Regions from separate parts of the Mus musculus genome. Here region 1 is linked to region 2. The links are chromatin loops, found by intact Hi-C in ENCODE. Cell type or tissue: left cerebral cortex. All regions are shown on one strand. Links, peaks and the distances in the headings refer to the core of each region. The heading gives the core; the rest is flanking DNA.

Region 1 (2,921 bases), core at 229-2,728, 700 kb after region 2:
GTTATTAAAAATTCAGATTATGATAAAGCACATACAGTCTACTTTTAAAAGAACCTAGCTCTTCATACTGATGCATAAAAAAATAATGTTTTTAAAGTAATAGTGATCAAAAGCCTAAAAGGGGTCAGCATGACTAGGAGTACCCCAGGTCCCCACGTCTGCCAGGGATGCTGCCCTCAAGTGTGGCACATCAGGGTCACTGCCGACCTCAGCCACTGTCCACCACTGCTGAAGGGTCATCTCAGGGAAAGGACCTTGGGATCTTGGGGAAGCACTCATTTGTGCTATCTCATAGAACTGCACTACATGAGATCCACATCAGGGAGAGATGAATGCAGACAGGCCAGTGAACCAGCTTTGGCTGGTACAGAACCCTTTGAAATAACTAACATGTCTTAGAGCCAGAAAAGGGAGTGATTTTTTTTCTTCATTCCAAAGGAATCATAGTCACTGCTCTGTAGTTGTAATGAGACACTATGACCAGGGCAACTCTTATAAGAGAAAGCATTTAATTAGGGCTGGCTTACAGTTTCAGAGGTTTAATCCATTATTGTCATGGCAGGAAGCATGCAGGCAGACATGGTAGCTGAGAGTTCTACATCAGAATTCGAAGGCAGAAAGAAGAGAAGAGAGAACCACTGGGTCTGGCTTGAGCTTCAGAAACTCCAAAGCCCAACCCCAGTGACATACTTCCTCCAACAATGTCACACCTCCTAGTCCCTCTCAAGGAGTTCCATTCCTTAATGACCAAACATTCAAATATATGAGCCTATAGGCGCCATTCCTATTCAACCACAAAAGTGTGTTCTCTCTCTCTCTCTCTCTCTCTCTCTCTCTCTCTCTCTCTCTCTCTCTCTCTCTCTCTCCCTCCCCCTTGTGATGTTAGGTAAACCAATGCTAGGATAGAGATTCTGTAATGAAGCAGGCCCTCAGTGCCTACATCCCGAGCACCAACAGTCCTATACATGGAATCAGGAGTGTGGATAGAGCCAGGAGGGCCACAGATGTATATCACAAGTGGTGTGCAACTTGGTGCTAGCCCTGGGGGATGGTAGAGTTAAAAATCTCTCAGTGTTTGCTTCCAAAGACCTGAGCTAAGGGCTCCCAGGGCACTCGGTCCCATCATTCTGAGTGCCAGCCTGTTGTGTAATCACTGTTATTGCATGCATGGGCTGACAGAGAGAATTTCTCATATGAGTGAGACTGGGAAATTAAACTCTGCACTACTGGCCCTTTGCTGCTCGGGGAATTCCAGGGATTTCAGTTCCTCATGTTAGGAGATGCAAATTATATTGAACTTGAAAATGCTTCTCACTGTTTGCTTCTCCTGTTTTCCTACCTACCAAGCACTGCCTTATCTGGAAGGGCGTGGGCAGGAACTCATCTTTCCCTTTAAAACCAAACTCTTCAGCATACACAGTGAAGCTGCAGCAGGGATTTGGTGACACCTTCCAAGCTGAATTTCACTGTTGCAAGATAGTCCAGCAGCTCCTAGAGATGTTAAGGCAGGTGATTAGCTCACTTTCTATCTTCAGAAGGAAGCTGATTGCAACTGTGTTGATTTTGAAAGAGTGTTCCTAAGAAAATGAATTTGTATTGCCAAATACAAATGCAGTAGTCTCTCAGGATTTGTGAAGAATTGGTTTCAGGACTACAGATGATAGCAGAATCTATGGTTGTTCAAGTCTGTATGTAAACTGTAATGGTATTTACACACTTTCTTCCATATGCTTTAAGACACCTCCAGATCATTAATAATCAATGTAATGTAAATGCTGTTTAAATAGCAGAGTTGAGGTGTTCTCATGTATTACATATCATTACATTGGATCAACAGTTTGCAACATGTAGGTCTCAACCCCTTTGGGGAGAGGTCAAAGGACCCTTTCAAAGGGGTTGCCTAAGACCATCCTGCATATCAGATATTTATATCATGATTCATAACAATAACAAAATTGAAGTTATGAAATAGTGACAAAAAATAATTTTATGGGTGGGGGTCACCACTACATGAAGAATTGTATTAAAGGGTCACAGCATTAGGAAGGTTGAGAACCACTACACTACATTGTTCATGGAATTGTCTTAACTTAATTTCCCACAGCTGGGATAAAATAACATGACAAAAGCGACTTTGGGAACCAATGGGCTTGTTTTAGCTCACAGTTCTAGTACAGACTAGCAGAGAAGTCACAGCAGCAGAATCCTCAGAGAATTGGTGGCATTGCATCTACAGTCAGAAGCAGAGAGCAGTGAATGAATGCTGCATTCTAGTGTTAAGTTCAGTTTCTCCATTTTATACAGTCCAATATCAACTGCCTAAGGAATAATGCCACCTACAGTGGGCATCTCTTCCCATTAATCTAGATAAACTTCCTCACACCATGCTCACCCAGGCAACCTTCTCAGGTGATTCTAGATTGTGTTAAGTTGGTGCTAAAAGTGACCATGATGTGAATGATGGGAAGAAAAAAAAAAGGCATCTGTGTTTGTTCAGTACAGAAGAATTTTTAAAATATTTTTCAATCTGTAGTTGGTTGAGTTACAGAAGTAGAACCTGTAAATAAATAGGGTTAACTATATAAAAAATAAAAAGTGTTGCCGGATTGAGATTCCTTGACCATTCTTAAAGCTTGTTGTGCCATGTGTTTATGTTCAAGCAAGGAGTGGAAGCCAGCAATCAGTTGGGATGCTTTTAAGAGAAGATCATTTTTACAAACAACCATCATGATGACTGGGACAGGAGTAACAATTACAACTTTAGACCAATCATTATTGATCCTAGGAACTGAAGGCTAGACTTCCCTTTCTTGAGATCAGTTGTTGCCTCAGTACAGTAGAGTTCTACTCTGGGCAAGAGATAGAGACATCTCTCTGTTAGGTAGCATACAAAAGACACTTAGAACTGAAAACAAGAGAGA
Region 2 (2,921 bases), core at 117-2,616:
CTGACTTTTGAGCGCCTCAACATAAGACAATAGGTCATAACTGTGCTTGTAACTTTGTTTTCAAAGAGTTCTTAAACGCTTTAATCTCCCTTCTAGGTCACCACCCACCAGAGGAAGTGAAAAAAAAAAAGGATACAGGGCAAGTGGACCTTTTTAGAAATGATTCTTTGGAGCAAATCTCATCTGTGTTGTCAGGAAATCAGCAGTTCGGCAACTTGATCTACTCGCAAACACTTTATAGATACACCAGCAGTCCAGTTTAGTAGTGTTGGGATAGCAGCAGAGGTGGCAGGACCTAGCGGGAACAGCTAGGCCTCAGCTGAATTGGCCCGAGTCAGCAGGAGGAACCAGGGCCAACGGGAATGCCAGGAAGTTCTCAGTTGTGCCTCTCTCAGTGAAGCAAAGATCAGTAAAGACTCATGATCAAGAAGTGTTTAGTTATGCAAACAAGCCAAGCTCAGCCCCTTCACTGTCCTTTAAGTCCTGTTTATACTTCCTTTAAATGTCACATGTACTCTATGGGTCTTATCTCACCATATGTCTTGCCTCATCACATGAGTCTGTCTCGGCTGACATCATTCTGTCAATCGGCCAGAGTTCATGGAAGAGGCAAGAAGCTGCAATACACTACTAGGAGTTTTGTGGTGCATTTCTCTCTGTGGAGTCCCAACACAAGGAACTCAACCACACAATGAAAGAAGGACCAATACATGTGTGCCTTTAGCGAAGAATCCTTCATCAAGTGTCCTTTTATGTGCTTGCTTTAGCAGAACACCTTTTCACCCATGATCCTTTCAGTGAAACGTTCCTTCCTGAGTTTGCTTCAGTGAAACGTTCCTTCATGAGTCTGCCTTAGCCTTTCACCTGTATCTTCTGCTTTAGCAAAATGTTCCTTCACGTGTTTGCCCCAGCAAAACACCATCCAACATAACTGACTTTCCAAAGAATCTTTTAAGTTTCCACTTAATGTGGTGAGGTTTTTTGTTGTTGTTCTGTTTGTTTGTTTGTTTGGTCAAACAACACAAGCTACAGTCATCTGGGAAGAGAGAACCTCAACTGAGAAAATGCCTTCCTCAGATTTGCCTGTAGACGAGTCTGTGTGGTATTTTGTTGATTAATGATTGATGTGGGAGGGCCCAATCCACTGGGGGTGGTATCACCCTGCTCAGGTGGTCCTGAGTTGTATAAGAAAGTAAACCAAGTAAGTTATGGAGAGTGAGTCAGCAAGCAGCCTCGGCCTCAGTTCTTGCTTCAGCTCCAGGTTCCTGTTTGAGCTCCTGCCCTGGCTTCTCCTCAGCTGGGACTGTAAGCTGTAAGATGAAATAAATCTTTCCTCAAATTGCTTTTGGTTACGGTTTTCTCAAGCAATAGGAAGCGAACTAGGACACCAACACTCTGCAGCTCTGCCTCTCAACATCTCCTTTACATACTGCTCTTCAGACCAGGAGCTTCAGTCGGCTGCCATCTGGGGAGGGGGCTCTGTGAGTCTACACAGCTGACTTGCTGTGATGTCATGGCTGTTTTGTCCCTCTACCCTCCTTTGAGTGTTGTGAGGTCTTCTGGTTCTTTCCCACCAGAAGATGCAGGGATGTACTCTAAGAGTCAGATTTACACACTTGGCAGATAGAGTTACACACTAGAAGAGAGTGGCACATGGTTGCTTTTTGGTATTTGGAGGTGATGACAGATCTAAGGGTGGAGGGTAGGTGGCAGCAAAGTCCTGGTCATATCTGTTGGAAGTACTACGCTCCTGTCTTCAGTGTTGGAGGTGAATTTCGGCCTCTCACTGTGGAGATTTGAGCCTCTTTTCTTGCCATGATTGTTTTTCAGCTAGCTGGTGTCCCACCATTGAACCTAGCTCCTTCTTTTCTTGTTTTGCCCCTAAAACCACTTGCATAGTCAGGTTTGGACACTTAAAGCTGACAAAGAGATGACTCTGGTAAAAGCAAACCAGTGATGACTAACATGCAGTGCAAGTCCTCTGGTGGGCACAGTCAAATGAGGTAATTAAAATGTTATTAATTCTTTGAGAATTTTGTGTAATATATTTTGGTTCTATTTAACTCATAGTCCTTCCCCCAGCTCCTCCCGGATCCATACTCATCTTTCTACTCTCTCCCAACTCTGCTTCTCTTTAAAAAAATATTCTACTCGGTCTAATTTGACAATATACTTATTCTTAGGTGTGGAGCCCTACACAACAGTAAAGTTGACCAAACATGGGTCACACCCTTGAACTATCAAGAGCAATTATTTTTAGTGAATGTGCACAAAGCTAACTTTTAAAATCTCATTGTCTTTTCTTGAGTATTCTATTTGAACCTTACCTAACTGTGGGTCCCTGAAGTTGGAGACCAGTGGGACTGAGATGGTTTGTAATAAATGATCTTAGTAAGAAACTTTGTTCAGACTAGAGAGGAAATCGCATACCTAATAGACATCAAAATGTCAAGCAGGATGTAATTATGAATTTTGAATTGCAAAAAGCAGTTCTAAATAGCCACAAATGCACTATATTATTGTCCTTTTGGTAAGACAGTTTACTGATAAGAGGCCAGTGGGAGTACCTTTCCTAAGCAATTTCAGTCCCACTAATGTTTTGCAGTTGCTTTTGTAAGGTTACTGTGAAGCTCAAATCTTGGCTTGTGTGGGTGTAAAGTGGACCTTTGTGACCACAGCCACCAGAGGGAAATCTTTACTGTTTCTTTTCATGTTCTTTCTGCACCAGAGCTTATTGAGAAGGTGACTTTGAGGGCCAAGTACAGCCATAGCATAAATAACAAGCCTTCTGTGATTAGCTTACACAATAGTCAAGTGAGTCTCAACAGCCTTATCCATCCCAGAGACCTGAGAGAGTCTGAGAAAGTGTCCCACTTCAGCAGCCATTAATATCAGAGATGAAGAATTTCCTCTGTGGAATG

What was found. A loop is a pair of places that touch in the nucleus more often than their neighbours do. Peaks named below come from ENCODE experiments on the same cell type or tissue, not always from the same donor. Only the 100,000 strongest peaks of a DNase experiment are listed, where the experiment ranks them.
Region 1: it touches region 2 in a loop (4-fold over the local background); 3 of 42 quality-filtered maps call a loop at or near these places.

What each region holds. Positions count from the first base shown.
Region 1 is chr2:145,592,697-145,595,617 of GRCm38, forward strand. The region is part of intron 8 of Slc24a3 (solute carrier family 24 (sodium/potassium/calcium exchanger), member 3); the gene reads left to right. Among named protein-coding and RNA genes, the nearest start is that of Gm52530, 2.5 kb to the left of the region's middle. In left cerebral cortex, for the core only: no CTCF peak of the experiment used is centred there; a DNase peak (open chromatin) is centred at 1,303.
Region 2 is chr2:144,894,930-144,897,850 of GRCm38, forward strand. All of the region lies in intron 2 of Gm39952 (a long non-coding RNA gene), which reads left to right. Among named protein-coding and RNA genes, the nearest start is that of Gm39952, 68 kb to the left of the region's middle. In left cerebral cortex, for the core only: a CTCF peak has its summit at 1,679; a DNase peak (open chromatin) is centred at 1,734.